2 separate regions of the Homo sapiens genome follow, and region 2 is linked to region 1. A link is an interaction called in ENCODE POLR2A ChIA-PET data of the cell type or tissue named here. Cell type or tissue: PC-9. All regions are shown on one strand.

Region 1 (8,000 bases):
TCCTCTAAAAAGTCCCTGGCTTTCTTAGACTGTTGTAGGACTTTTGATTTCAGAATTACATACATGTATATTTCCCCCAAACTTTCTTTTTTTCTTCTAGGTCAGTTGAAGTCTGCTTTGGAAGCTGGCCAGGTCTCATCTGCACTGACTTGCCACTCCTTTGGGGATGGATCCGGGGCTGCAGGCTTGGAGTTGAACTGCCCATCAATGGGAGAAAACACGATGAAAACAGAACCGACTTCTCCCCTTGTGGAATTACAAGAGATTTCGACTGTGGAAGGTTCATATTTAGAGTTAAATTAATCCTCTTTTTATATACACTTTTGCTTATGCTTTGTGAACTAAAAAAAAAAAAATGACTTTTCTGTTGTTGTTTTTCACCTTTTATTAATATTCCCTTATCATTTTAATGTTATGCTCCTTTCATTTCTGATTTTGATAATTTGTGTTCCCTCTCTTAGTATGACTAGGGCTTTATCTATTTTGTTTTCAAAGAACTAACTTTTTACTTCAATTTTCTCTATTGTTTATTTTTAAAAATATAATTGATTTCTGTTTTGATCTTGCTTTCTTCCTTCAATTTTTTCTAGAACTTTACCTAATTGATTTTAGATCTTTCTTCCTTTTTTTTTTCATTACCTGGTGAAAAGATCTTTCTTCCTAATATGAGTATTTAAAGTTATAAATTTCTGGCTGGGCGCGATGGCTCATGCCTGTAATCCCAGCACTTTGGGAGGCCGAGGTGGGTGGATTGCCTGAGGTGGAGAGTTCGAGACCAGCCTGGCCAGCATGGTGAAACCCCGACTCTACTAAAAATACAAAAATTAGCTGGGCATGGTGGCAGGCACCTGTAGTCCCAGCTACTCGGGAAGCTGAGGCAGGAGAATTGCTTGAACCCAGGAGGCGGAGGTTGCGGTGAGCCAAGATCATGCCATTGCACTCCAGCCTGGGCAGCAGAGCGAGACTCAGTCTAAATAAATAAATAAATAATGAAATTATACATTTCCCACTGAGAACTGCTTTAGCAGCATCCTACACATTTTGATACGTTGTGTTTTTATTTTTGTTCAATTTAATATATCTTGTGATTTATTTGTTGACCATGGGTTACTTAGAAGTATGTTGTTTCAGTTTGAAGTATTTTATGTTTTTGTAGATACCTTATTGCTATTGATTTCTAATATAGTTTTACTGTGGTCAGAGAACATACTCTGTAGGATTTCAATCTTTTTATATTTGTTGCGATTTAATTTATGGTCCAGCATATGATCTGTCCTGGTGAATGTTTCATATGCACTTGAAAAGAATGTGTATTTTACCGTTGTCATGTGTTTGTTCTGTATCTGTCAGTTAGATCAAGGTAGTTGATGGTGTTTCTCTGATAAATTGATTTTTGTGGGGTTTTTTTCCTTTTGGTCTAGTTCTGTCAATTTCTAAGAGAAGGTTGTTAGGTTGTTAAAATCTCTGTTATTGTGGATTTGTTCATTTCTCCCTTTAATTTTGTCATTTTTGCTTTGTGTATTTTGAAGATCTTTTAGATGCATACACATTTATAATTTTTTTTTTTTTTGAGACAGAATCTTGCTTTGTCACACAGGCTGGAGTGCAGTGGTTGATCTCCACTCACTTCAACCTCTGCCTCCTGGGTTCAAGCAACTCTCATGTCTCAGCCTCCCGAGTAGCTGGGATTACAGGAGTGTGCCACCACGCCCAGCTAATTTTTGTATTTTTAGTAGAGACAGGGTCTCTCCGTGTTGACCAGGTTGGCCTCGAACTCCTGACCACAGGTGATCTGCCCACCTCGGCCTCCCAAAGTGCTAGGATTACAGGTGTGAGCCACTATTTCTGGCCTAAATGTAATTGTTGATATGGTTGGTTTTTAGGCTAACATTTGGCTGTGTTTTGTCTGTTTTTTTGTTTTTTTTTTTTTTTTTTTTAAGACAGAGTCTTGCTCTATCGCCCAGGCTGGAGTGCAGTGGTGCGATTTCTGCTCACTGCAACGTCTGCCTCCCGGGTTGAAGCGATTCATCTGCTTCAGCCTCCTGAGTAGCTGGGATTATAGGCACCCACCACCACAATCGGCTAATTTTTGTATTTTTTAGTAGAGACGGGGTTTCACCATGTTGGCCAGGCTGGTTGTCTGTTTATATTATTTGTGTTTTGTTGTTTTGTTTCTTGTTTTTTAGGTTAACTGATTTTTTAAGAATTTCATTTTAATTCATCTGTTAGCTTTTAGCTGTATTTCTAGCATTTTGAAAGAGGTTACTCTATGGATTATGGTATACATCCTTAACTTCTCACAGTTCACTTAGAGTTAATATTTAACCACTTTATGTAAAAATGTTCCATTAACCTCCCCCATGTTGTAGTTGTCACATGAATTATATCTGTATATGCTATAAATTCCTTTTTAAAAAATTTTTTATTTACATATTTTTTTGAGATGGCATTTCACTCTTGTTGCCCAGGTGGAGTGCAATGGCACGATCTTGGCTCACTGCAACCTCCACTTCCCAGATTCAAGTGATTCTCCTGCCTCAGCCTCCCAAGTAGCTGGGATTACAGGCATGTGCCACCACGCCTGGCTAAATTTTTTTTGTATTTTTAGTAGAGATGGGGTTTCACCATGTTGGTCAAGCTGGTCTGGAACTCCTGACGTCAAGTGATCTACCCGCCTTGACTTCCCAAAGTACTGTGATTATAGGCGTGAGCCACCACACCTGGCCTGCTATAAATTTCATAATGTAGTATTATAAGTTTTGCTTTACACAATTATGTATGTTAAAGACGATAAGGCAAAAAGCGACAGTCATATTTACACATGCCTATTTCCAATGTTCTTTATTTCTTCGAAGATTTCTTTTCAGCATGAAGAATTTCCTTCAGATTTTCTTATAGGTTCCTGATGACAAATTCTTCTGGTTTTTGTTAAAACTTGACTTTTTTTTTTTAAAGATAGAGTCTCACTCTGTTTCCCAGGCTGGAGTGCAGTGGCACAATCACAGCTCAGAGCAGCCTGGACCTCCTGGGCTCAAGTGATCCTCCTGTCTCAGTCACTTGAGTAGCTGGGACTACAGGCGTGTGCCACCATGTCCAGCTAATTTTTTTTCTTTTCTCAACTTTTAGTTAAAAAACAAACAAATAAGACTGTGTGTCTATAGAATTGTCTACTTTTTATTTGGATAACTTAAAAAATTTTTTTTTGAATAGTTTTTTTTTTTCTTGGCCAGATGCTATATAGTTAACATAAATGTAGTAGAGCAGCTGTTTGAAAATAGTGAATCTCAGCACTCTGGGAGGTTGAGACTGGAGGGTCACTTGAGGCCAGGAGTTCAAGACTCGCTATATTGAAGGCCTTGCATCAACATAGTGAGACCCTCCCTCTTCAAAAAATAAAAAAATTAGCCTGGCATGATGGTTCATGCCTATAGTCCCAGCTACTTGGGAGGCGGAGGTGGGAGGATCACTTGAACCAGGGAGGTCGAGGCTGCCTTGAGCTGTGATTGTACCACTGCCAGCCTGGGTGACAGAGGAAGACCCTATCTCCTAAAATATTTTAAAAAATTGGCCAGGGGTGGTGGCTCACGCCTGTAATCCCAGCACTCTCGGATGCCTAGGCGGGCAGATCATTTGAGGTCAGGAATTCGAGACCAGCCTGGCCAACATGGTGAAACCCCGTCTCTACTAAAAATACAAAAATTTGCTGGGCTTGGTGGCGCACGCCTGTAGTCCCAGCTACTCTGGAGATTGAGACAGGAGAATTGCTTAAACCCAGAAGGCAGAGGTTGCAGTGAGTTGAGATCGCACCACTGCACTCCAGCCTGGGTGACAGAGTGAGATTCCATCTCAAAAAAGAAAAAAAAAAAATTAAAAGAGTACCGAAGTATTCATTCCTAGCTCATCTCGGCGGCTGTTCTCTTAGTTCTCTGTCTAGCTTCGTCCATAGTGTTGTGCTTCAGCCTCGAGGGCTTGTCGGGGCAAGGGATCTTCCTTTTTTTGCTACTCCTCCTCTTAGTGTCAGGGCTCTTTTCTTCCCAGCCTGCTCTTCTGACATGTGGGGCAAATTACTAAAGTTCATATGTAAATGAGGTGGAAATTTAATCTCGGAATTTAGTTGTCTGTCTTGGCAGGGAGAACTCTAGATGACAGCCACATCCCCTGTGACTCAGCAGACTAAGCTTTTAATTATGTTGTCTTAAGGGTAGTGGTATGTTAGACGTCACTTGAAATTTGTAGTTAATTGTTCCTACACCACTAGGAAACACGCCATGCATATAAGTGAGGAGACTAGATTAGAAGCTAACTCCAGTGCCTTTTGTAAAGTTTACGTATTTTATGGGGTCTTGGGCTATACTTTTTCCCAAAATATACACATACATAATTTCTGTCTTGTGTTAGCTAACCTAATTATGTTTCTGGATTGTGGAGAGGACAGAATCAAGTATAGTAAGGGTGGGACAGGTGAGTCTAGGGGAAAAGGATGATGATGAGATTTCATGTCGTCGTCTGCATCCTTACAAAGGTCTCACAGTAGCCTTTCTAAGGGAATAATTTTGAAACCATTGCAACTGATTGAAGCACTTATCTATTTTCCAAGAGGGTTAATAGTAAGGGTGGAGGTCAAATTACTTTGAGCTTGAGCCAAGAGGAATAAATATAGCATGGAACCCATTACTGTATTTTTTTTTTTGAATGAGGTATTTGCTTTTTGCTTTAGTGACTTAAAAGCCAGAAGAGATGGCCGGGCCTGGTGGCTCATGCCTGTAATCCCAGGACTTTGGGAGGCCGAGGTGGGCAGATCACTTGAGGTCAGGAGTTCGAGACCAGCCTGGCCAACATGGTGAAACCCCATCTCTACCAAAAATACAAAAATTAGCCGGGTATGGTGGCAGGCGCCTGTAATCCTAGCTACTCGGGAGGCTGAGGCAGGAGAGTTGCTTGAACCTGGGAGGTGGAGGTTGCAGTGAGCCGAGATTGCGCCCCTGCACCCAGCTTAGGTGACAGAGCGAGACTCTATCTCAAAAATAAAAAAATTAAAAAGCCAGAGACGAATGCAGTTGTGACTGTTGTAATTGGGCAAGCATTCATTTATGCAGTAAAACAGAAGTTAGTAATTCCCCTAGAAGTTTAGAGGTCTCAGGCTGGGCGTGGTGGCTCACGCCTGTAATTCTAGCACTTTGGGAGGCCAAGACGGGCAGATCACCTGACGTCAGGAGTTAGAGACCAGCCTGGCCAACATGGTGAAACCCCATCTCTACTAAAGATACAAAAATTTGGCCGGGCGCAGTGTCTCATGCCTGTAATCCCAGCACTTTGGGAGGCCGAGGCAGGCGGATCACAAGGTCAGGAGATCAAGACCATCCTGTCTAACACGGTGAAACCCCGTCTCTACTAAAAATACAAAAAAATTGGCCGGGCGTGGTGGCTGGCGCCTGTAGTCCCAGCTACTTGGGAGGCTGAGGCAGGAGAATGGCGTAAACCTGGGAGGCGGAGCTTGCAGTGAGCCTAGATCATGCCACTGCACTCCAGCCTGGGCGACAGAGTGAGACTCTGTCTCAAAAAAAAAAAAAAAAAAAAAAAAGATACAAAAATTTGCTGGGCATGGTGGTGGGCGCCTGTAATCCTGGATACTTGGGAGGCTGAGGCAGGAGAATTGCTTGAACCTGGGAGGAAGAGGTTGCAGTTTGCCGAGATCGTGCCACTGCTCTCCAGCCTGAGAGACTCCATCTCAAAAAAAAAAAAAAAAAAAAAAAAGAGTGAGACTCCATCTCAAAAAAAAAAAAAAAGTTTGGAGGTCATATTATTATCTGAAAATGGGCTGCTGCAAATATTTAGCAAGTGCCTAGTAAGTGCCAATGCCAGACCCTATTCTTTTCTTTCTTTTCTTTTTTTTCTTTTTTTATTTTTATTTTTTATTTTTGAGACAGTCTCACTGTGTTGCCTAGGCTGGAGTGCAGTGGTGTGATTTCGGCTCACTGCAACCTCCGCCTCCCAGGTTCAAGTGATTCTCCTGTCTCAGCCTCCCACTTTCTTTTTTTTTTTTTTGAAGGTGGAGTCTCACTCTTTTGCCCACGCTGTAGTACAGTGGTATGATCTTAGGTCACTGCAGCCTCTAACTCCTGGTCTCAAGTGATCTCCTGCTTCAGCCTCAGACCCTATTCTAAGCTGTCTCATTGGTTGATACTCTACAAGAAGCACAGAATAAACAAGAGAGAAAAACAAATAGAAGTACAGGTCCATTCAGTTAAGTTCTTTTTACTAAATACCTGGTAGAAGTGGGACACTTTGCCACAGGATCCAGATCAGTGATTCTAACCCATGAAATCTTGCTGTGTTTGTTGTTAGTTATAAAACGAATGAATTGTCACTGAAGTATCAAAAATTAACAGATGATTTACTTATAAATTAACTAGTTAAGATTTAGCATGATGACTATAATAGTTTTTGCAAATTATTTACTTTTAAATTAACCAGTTAAGATTTAGTGTAATGCCTATAGTATTTTAGCTTTAATGAATTTGTGTTCTCTATGGTTTCTTGAGCAGGAGAGTCATAGATCTACAGCCATTTTAGTTTGGGAAATTGTGTGTGTCTATGGTTTTTCATATCATCAAGTATGTATTGTGATGGAAACTGATAGAGAATTCATTATTCTGGGGGTTAGAGAGATGAATGCGACATCTGTTCTAGGCCCTTCCAGGTCTTTCTGTCCAGACGAATGGATGAGACTTCAGATACCTATGATACAAGAAAGTAAGATGATGTCATGACAAACTTAGAATGAAACTATGAGAATAGAGAGAAGAATGACAGTGAAAATGTGTGCCTGCTACATAGAAATGGACCTCTTCAGGTTGGCGTGTGCGAGATTTTCTTGCTCTAGGGAGATTGTTTAAGCAATCACTATGTCGACAAACACAGATGTTTCCCTTTCTGAATTCATATGATGAAGATCAGGGATCCAAACTTATTCAAAAAGCTAAAGAGGCACCATTCGTACTTGTTGGAATAGAAGGTTTTGCAGCAATTGTTGCATATGGATTATACAAATTGAAGAGCAGGGGAAATACTAAAATGTCCCTTCATCTGATCCACATGGGTGTGGCAGCCCAAGGCTTTGTTGTAGGAGCAATGACTGTTGTTATATCATGTATCGAGAATTCTGGGCAAAACCTAAGCCTTAGAAGAAGAGACGCTGTCTTGCTCTTGTAGGAGGAGCTTGTTTTAGTTAGACGTCTCATTATTGAAGTTACGTATTATTGTTGAAAATAAACTAATTTGTATGGGTTTAGATGGTAACACGGCATTTTGAATATTGGCTTCCTTTCTTGCAGGCTTGATTTGCCTGTTGACTGAATTACTAGTGACTAGTTTACTAACTAGGTCATTCAAGGAAGTCAAGTTAACTTAAAAGAAACATGTCACCTAAATGCACTTGATGGTGTTGAATGTCCACCTTCTTAAATTGTTAAGATGAACTTAGTTCTAAGGAAGATAACAGGCCAACCCTGAAGTACTCCCAGTTTGCTGCAGAATCTCACATATTTTGGATGTTATAGAAGAGTCCTATTTGCCCTAGTTAATTTAACTTTTTTTTTGCCTGTTTTGTGGACTGGCTGGCTCTTTTAGAACTCTGTCCAAAAAGTGCATGGACTATAACTTGTAAAGCTTCCCACAACTGACAATATATATATGTGCATGTATTTAAACCAAATCTGGAAAACTTACAATACAGCTGCATAATGGTAGTATTTATTAAAGAATCACAATTGTAAACATGAGAATAACTTATGGATTCTAGTTTAGTTCTTTAGTAATTGCAAATTATATTTTTGCTGTTGTTATATTAGAATAATTTTTGAATGTCATCTTGAAATAGAAATATGTATTTTAAGCACTCATGCAAAGGTAAATGAACACTGTTTAAATGTGTGCTTTGCTTATTTTTTCTGTAACAATCGTAAACATTAAACTGAACAAATTACCTACAGTAGTTTTGA
Region 2 (8,000 bases), 550 kb before region 1:
GCTTGAGGCCAAGAATTAAAGACCAACCTGGCCAACACAGCAAGACCTCATTTCTAAAAAATAAATAAATAAAATAGTAAAGTTGGGTCACCCCAAAGAGACTATACATAAGTTCCTATTGCTAAGATCCCTTAGCTGCCCTGTATCTTTCCTTCCTGAGCTCTGTTGTTAAACTCTCCATTCCATGAGCCTTAGTTACCTTCCAATAAATCCTTTGTTTGCTTAAATTAGCTAAAGTCAGCCTCCCAAGTAGCTGGGATTACAGGCACGCACCACCACACCCAGCTAATTTTTTTTTCTTTTTCTTTTTGAGACGCAGTCTTGCACTCTTGCCCAGGCTGGAGTGCCGTGGCGCCATCTCTGCTCACTGCAAGCTCTGCCTCCCAGGTTCACGCCATTCTCCTGCCTCAGCCTCCAGAGTAGCTGGGACTACAGGTGCCCACCACCACGCCCAGCTAATTTGTTGTATTTTTAGTAGAGACGGGGTTTCACCGTGTTAGCCAGGATGGTCTCGATCTCCTGACCTTGTGATCTGCCCGCCTTGGCCTCCCAAAGTGCTGGGATTACAGGCGTGAGCCACCGCACCTGGCCGAGCAAGATAATTCCATTTACACCCACTAGGATGGCTATAATTTAAAAAGAAAAGAAAAATAAGTATTGGCAAGGATGTAGAAAAACTGAAACCCTCATGCATTGTTGAAGAAAATGTAAAATGGTACAGCCACTGTGGAAAACAGTTTGGCGGTTTCTCAAAAGGCTGAACATAGAACTACCATATAGCCCAGCAATCCCATTCCTAACTATATGTCCAAAAGAATTGAAAGCGGGAATTGGAACTGATATATTTGTACACCAATTTTCATAGTAGTATCATTTATGATAGCCAAAAGGTGGAAACAACCCAAGTGTCCAATGACAGGGATAAACAAAATGTGGTACACACATACCAAGGGATATTATTCAGCCATAAAAAGGCATAAAATTTTGATATATGCTATAACATGGATGGACCTTAAAAATGCACTCATAAATGCATTATGCTTAATGAAATAAGTCAGACATGGAAGGACAAATATTGTATAATTTGATTTATATGAGGTACTTAGGTACCTTCAGAGACAGAAAGAAGAATAGTCTACCTGGGGCTGATGGGAGGAAGAAAGGGAAAATTATTATTTAATGGGCACAGAGTTTTTGTTGGGGATAATGAAAATGTTTTGGGTATAGATAATGAAAATTGTTACACAACACTGTGAATGTACTTAATGCCACTGAATTGAGCATTTATGAATGGTTAAAATGATAAATATTATGTATGTATATTTTACCACAATAAAGGAAATCCCAGTTACAAACAGTTCTTCTCAGACAGGCATTTCAATCTGTGACTTAACCATGTGTGTATTAAAGCCTCTCTTAGGACACTTATCCATTTGGCACAGTGGTATCATGAGCTAACTGATGTTCCTCACCAGACTATAAACGGTCTTGGTACAGAATTCTACGTTGCATTGTACATGTTTGATAAGCACGTATTGAGTAACTGCTGTATTCTACTGTGGTATATGCTGGAGGTAAAAAAATCAATAAAACACAGTACTTGTCCTCAAGAAGTTTACAATCTCACGTGGGAGACACACCTAGCACGTTGTATGTACAAAACGGTAATGGTATAGGGACTGAAAGGCTTGAGAGAAGAGGCAACATTTATTACAGTGGGTATTAAAGGGTCAACAGGTATGTTCAGACAGAAAGAATGGTATGTGTAAAGGCACAGGGAGGTGAACAAGTACAGCATTTTCAAAGGGAAGTTTGTAAAAAAAAAAACAAAAAAACACACACAAAAAAAACAAAAAAACACAGAAGCTGCTCATGGTGGCAAGAATCAGAAGGTGGAGCTGGAAGGGCAGTTTGTGTGAGATTGTAAATGGCCCTGAACGCCAGCCACATGAAAGAAAGAACAAGGAAGGGGTTTAAGCACAGGGAAATTGCATGGACAGATTTATTTTCAAAAAGTAACCCTAGAAGTACAGATCACAAAGTTGGGGGAAGGTCCAGAGGCAGGAAAACCAGAGGAGGCTGCTACAATGGTGTAGATGAGAGTCTGTAAGGAACTGAAACAATGTGAAGTGACAACACGAACAAAGAGGAAGGCATGCTTTCAAGAGAAATGACTACAGCCAGAGCAACGGGATTTGATTATCGAGTAGATGAGGAGGAGGAAAGGGGAGGCCATGACTTGCATGTAATCAGACCTCACTGAAGAAAGTGGAGAGAACAGAAAGATGAAAACGGAATGCAAGTTATATGCAATCATACACTGATGACTTTCTGACCCTGGCAGTGCCAAGCGCAGACAACCAGTCTTGTATGATTTTAGCAATCACCATGCCCTTCATGTCTCCTATGTTGTGGTAATGGAAAATCTTACTTGGATAAGATGTAATATGAGCAAGATGTGTATTTAGTTTGAGCCCGGCAGGCGTCTCCAGTGGAGCACAGGCATAACACACCAGGGCCTAGGAGCCTGAGCCCCTTTTCCAGTAATTTGTTCACTACATGTAGGTCGGTATCATTACTCCGGGCCCTCTGCATTCTGACTGCAGCCATGAGGTCTGATTACCGTCAGCAAGAAGACGCTGACACACTCAGGTTTCCAGAGACACTTGGAGGCTGCTAATTGCACCCTGAGCCTCATGACTGCATTTATGAGCGCAGAAAAGCTGCAGGCACTACTTGGCTTTTTTAATTATTTTCTATTAAATTTAGGCAGACTGGGTACAGTGGAAAACTACAGGATGCTTGTTCCACATCACTACCAACCATGTCAACTGCACAGACACAAAAGGCAAACAGGTGAATATAGATCAACAAGTTGGTCAGTTCTTTGCTAATAGAGCTGAGCCACTGTCACTTGTCATGGATGCTGAGGCCCTGAACAACCTAGAGGATCTAAAGGCAACACTGAGATCACTGACCCGAGTCCTTTCCCAGCGATCCTAAAATAGATATCATATTGCCCAGATGGCAACATTTTCTCAGAGGACCCAAAATTTAGCCCCTTACTGATCTTGAGGTTCCTGACCCTTCATCCAACAGCCCTGCCTTCTTCTTCTCCACAGCAATGAAGAGTGAAAGGGGCGGGGTCACCCTAATGAACTGAATCACAGGAGTTAACTGCTAACTCCACCTGGGCACAATGGGTCAGACCAAAGTCTAAAGCTCAAAACAGTAAAGCAGACATTTACATTGTTTCACACAGGTCACAGAATGTTTGTCTTTCACTGCTGTGTCCTAACTGCTCACTGTTCAGAGCTGTACAATTGCCAAAATACTGACCCAATGGTTATCTGAGAAAGAGGCTGTTCCCTGCTGAAGACATGAGGAAGCAAAGGCTCAGAAAGGTCAAGTGACTCACCCAATTATCACTTGGCTAATAAATGGTCAAGAGGTTCACAGAGACAAGGTCTTCTGGCTCCTAGTCCAAGTTTTTTTGTTTGTTTTAAGGCTCAAACAGAATTGCCACTCAGTGGATAGTTTGTACATTCCTGTAGAAGCATCCTGGGAATGGCTGAGCCTGGATCCCAGGTAGAAGCCATATGATCATTCTTACTTAAGTAGTGAGGTGGTCAAGGTTGAGGCCAAGAGTGAGGTTCAGATATCCCTTAAAATGGAATTGACAGAGCCGGGTGCAGTGGCTCATGCCTCTGTAATCCCACCACTTTGGGAGGTTAAGGCAGGCAGATCACCTGAGGTCAGGAGTTTGAGACCAGCCTGGCCAACATGGTGAAACCCCTTCTTTACTAAAAATACAAAAATTAGCTGGGCATGGTGGTGGGTGCCTGTAGTCCCAGCTACTAGGGAGGCTGAGGCAGGAGAATTGCTTGAACCAGGAGGCAAAGATTGCAGTGAGGTGAGATTACGCCACTGCAATCCAGCCGGGGCAACAGAACAAGACTTTGTCTCACAAAAAAAGGAAAAAAAAAAAAAAAAGCATGGAACTGACACAGCCTGTGAGTTCTGAGAGTGACTCCATCTTTATAGGGTAATTCTCTTTTGTCCTCTTTTCTCAGTAAAATGTTCTTAGAAAGGTATTTTATCCAAAGGAAAGAGACAAACTCAGTTAGAATGCTGTATGTTAAAGAGATGATCTCTTTGGTGTTCTGTATTTAAGTCCCAACTCAGACCTAGGAAACGCACTGAAATCTAAGTAAATTTTGGGCCCCAACAGCCCTGTTTCCCCACCTGGTGAGTCTGAAAGATTAATCACTCTGAGCCTCAGTTTTTCCATCACAACTATGCAAAACCACCTTTCCTTTTTCCTTTTCATATTAACAGATGAAAATGCCTAACAGTAAGTAAATTAGTAGTGGCAAACATCTATTTCACTCTCAGGCATTGTTTAAAGAACCTCACATGTGATAACTCATTTATCCCTCACAATGCTACAAGCGATGTAAGGTGGGTATTACAGTTATGTCTATTTTACGGAGAGAAAACTGAGGCATAGAAAGGAAACAGGCATAGAGACCTTGCCCAAGGTCACATGGCTAGGGCAGGATTTGAGTCCAAACTGGCTTCAGTATGTGAGCACTCTCAACTACTCTGTGATACTGCATTGGAAAGGAGGTTATAAACTCAACCCAATCCCCCACTTGGAGATGAGAGCCTGGAAGTCTCTGAAGCTTCTCTCAGGACCTTGGGGCTCACCTACTCTCCTGCCTCATCCTCCCATTACACTCAGCCCTGCCCTGGGATAACTCCTGGAAGAAGCCTGCAGTGAACACAAAACAAAAAAGCAAGTGAACTCATATCTTTCTCGTTCGTCTGTTTCGTGTGGAAGTGAATCCAGGAAAGATTCAACTTCCTTTCTCAGCATAAACTAGATTGTAAGCCCTGTAAGATCACTTATCTCTGGTATATTATCTACCAACCACATTCAGGGATTAGCATGTGGCGAGAGACAAAAATGTTCCTTGAATAAATGAATGAAACAATTCTTAATAAAACCATACAAATTAATAATGCTACTGGATCTAGAGGAAATACATTCAATATTGCCTTCATCAAATGTATTCAGCACTACCCAGGCATCAAGCACTGTTTTAGGAGCTGAGGCTACAGCAGTAAACAAGAGACAATTCCCGAACTCCGGGAGTTTAGGATGATTAGTCAGGCTGCTGAATGATTTGCAGAATGAATCTGAGATGAAGAGAGTCAAGAGGCAGGAGGACCAGTGAAGAAGCAGCCGACAGTGAGTTTAGGTGAGAGGTCAGGACTGGATCTGAGCATCAGTAGGACAGTTGAGGCCCTGATAGTGGTTGTTTTAAAGAAGGGCTCCTTATAGTTCCTCCTGCTCCTTTGAGAACCAGGCACGTCACATTGATGGCAAGGATCACTGACATTCAGAAAGACCAGCTAAAGAGAGGACAATGAACATGGAAAAACAAGTCCCTCCACTCTAGCTGGGCCCCTTCAGCTCCAACCAACCCCACAGGGCCATTCACTCAGCATTTTGGGGGAAACAAAGTGAGAAAAGAGTGTTACAGCTGCCTCATCAATGGATCCAGAAATACTCATGGCACACCCAGGGCAGCTGAAAGAAACATCTGTCTCTACTGTATCCTAGGTCTGACCTCAGAGCCTCCAGAACTTTTTTACATAGCCCCACCCAGATCCTGGCGGAGCTACTGCCCTCTGGTGGTACCCAATGCAGGGGTTAAGCCCACAGGAGAAAAGAGTCTTGTGGTAGGACATGGAGTGAGAGGCATAGTCAACCCCAAGAGCTCGTCACAGTGCCTGTATGTCTTACTACTGCAACCACTGCTTTTTCCAAAGACGCTATTTACAGAAAACTCTGGTTAAAATGCAAGAGTTATCTGGGACCATTAAAACAGATCCTGTTGGCAACCCTTAACGATTTGGCATGAATTTAATCAGGTAAACTGCAGTGTAAGTATAGAATTGATTCTAAGAAGATAGGGTTAGGAATAGACTCTGTGAGTTCACTCACTCATTCACCATTCAACCAATATTGGATGGAGGCTTACCATGTGCTAAGCACTGTGCTAGACACTGGAATGCTGACCTTAAGAGAAAAGGATCAGGAGGTCTTTGATTGGAGGCTTTTCCCAGCAACACAAAATGCAGGGTGTGTGTAGTGGCTCTAGAGAACAGCAAAGATGATAGTATCAAGTAACGAAAAGAGCAACAGAATCAATCAAGAGAAGTGAGTTTTAGTCTCTGCTACTACCGCTACTATATGACACTGACCAAGCCTTTTTCCTGACCAGGACTGAGTGTCCTCACTTGGAAAGGGTTGAATTAGGATCATCTTTGTGGCTGTCAAGCTTCTAGGAGCTTGGCGGCCACTGAAATGATTAGGAGATGGCATAAAATAAAAACACTGACTGCTTGGCAATTCTGACCAGCTAGGGCTAGCCCTGGGTGGGGCTTCCTGCCATCAGCCAGGGCAATCTAAAATTCCTTTACATAGTTCCTGAGGATCATCACCAAGTGAGATTCTTCTGACATCCATACCCAACCACTTCATCAGACGAGATACCCCTAGTACGTTATGAACCCCACATTTGTCCCCAACTACCCTAGTCTCTTCTGGTCCCTTTGAACTGAGGCTATTAGGGACGGAGCCAGTTCTTCCAGTGCTACAGGGCAAGAGAGGCTTGGAGAAAAGTAGAAAGTTTTGCAAACTGTGTTCACTCTTGGAAATTCTACCCTGGGCTGGAAAATTTTTATCTCATGGATTTTTTTTCAAGCAGGAAAGGCCCTTAGAAATAACCTGGTCCAGGCTCTGCATTGGAGCCTGCTGGTTAATTGTGGAACTAAGTCTAACTCCACTCTTGTAGCTCCAAGATTGGTGAGTGTTTTTCAGTTCTCCCACTGTCCTTCTAGAGGGAGGCTCTTCTCTGGCAGCCAACTCACCTTGGGACCTAAAGCACAGGAGACGATAAACACCTTCTGTCTTTGAAGGAGAAGGAGTATAGCCACAAACACCTATCGAAAATGCCAAAGACAACAAGGTTCATTTGAAATCTGAAGAATCTTAGCAAAACGGTATGGGACAGGGATGAAAAGAAGAGCAGGAGACAGAAGCCTGCTCAGCGCTTAACAGGAATCATCTCCTACTTGCCCCATAACCATACACATACCACAAGCCAGCTGATTCCTAACCCCAGCAGCTAAACTGCCCAAGGCCTAGGAAAGGGGGCAACACACACAGTTTACACCTTTTATTATTCTGATCAAAATTTCTCTCCTGGGAGCAGAAAGGGGTCAAAAGTCCAACACCAAAAATATATATCTTTATAAGTCATGGGCAAAGAAGTATTACAGCAGACAGTTATTTAAAAAAAAAAAAAAAAGCTACGGTGAACAGAGCAGAGTAGGAGGTGTGAGAAAACTCACTCCAAGTAATTTATTCACTGGGAACCACAAAGGGCTTTCCCAAGAACAGCAAAAACACCATTAATTTCTCCAGTACCCTCCTTTCAAAGGGCTCCAAACACTTCACACATATCGTTTTAAATTGTCCTCAAAGGCTCCAAAATAAGGGGTTACTATTTCCCCAGGCACAGATGGAGAAACTAAAGCATTTATGCCCACCCTGCTCTGCCCAAGTCATCCTAAAAGATTCAGCCAACATCAACTGAGTGCCTGCTATGTGCCTTACTCATGCCAGGCAGAACAGGAGACGGATGAAAGATAGGATCTTTGTCCTCCAGAAAGCCAGAATCCAGTGTGGTGTCACAGATGCACCTATAAATCCCTTCAAGATATGACAGCTTATGCTAGGTGCTATTGAAAATGTCCAAATACAGCATCCTGATAGCTCCCATTTATCAAGTACTTAATATGTGCCAAACACTGTGCTAAGCCATATTGTTTAAGTCACATAACTGTGCGTGACTTACCTTATAGAGGATGGAATGGAGACAATGAGAGGTAAAGAGACTTGCCTAGGATCTCAAAGCAACATTGTG

What was found. ChIA-PET counts read pairs that join two places held together with the same protein. Peaks named below come from ENCODE experiments on the same cell type or tissue, not always from the same donor. Only the 100,000 strongest peaks of a DNase experiment are listed, where the experiment ranks them.
Region 2: POLR2A ChIA-PET joins it to region 1 with 7 read pairs; 1 of 35 experiments calls an interaction of 5 or more read pairs at or near these places.

What each region holds. Positions count from the first base shown.
Region 1 is chr20:35,871,550-35,879,549 of GRCh38, forward strand. It overlaps PHF20 (PHD finger protein 20), which reads left to right. Exons shown (of 18, transcript NM_016436.5): 9 at 101-280. It also overlaps the pseudogene HIGD1AP16. Among named protein-coding and RNA genes, the nearest start is that of SCAND1, 79 kb to the right of the region's middle. RefSeq lists an enhancer at 3,880-4,439. In PC-9, no CTCF peak of the experiment used is centred here; a DNase peak (open chromatin) is centred at 4,162; H3K4me3 peaks cover 1,067 bases; H3K27ac peaks cover 2,239 bases.
Region 2 is chr20:35,324,035-35,332,034 of GRCh38, forward strand. All of the region lies in intron 7 of UQCC1 (ubiquinol-cytochrome c reductase complex assembly factor 1), which reads right to left. Among named protein-coding and RNA genes, the nearest start is that of FAM83C, 36 kb to the left of the region's middle. In PC-9, CTCF peaks have their summits at 5,721 (motif pointing left) and 5,922; a DNase peak (open chromatin) is centred at 3,407; H3K27ac peaks cover 2,721 bases.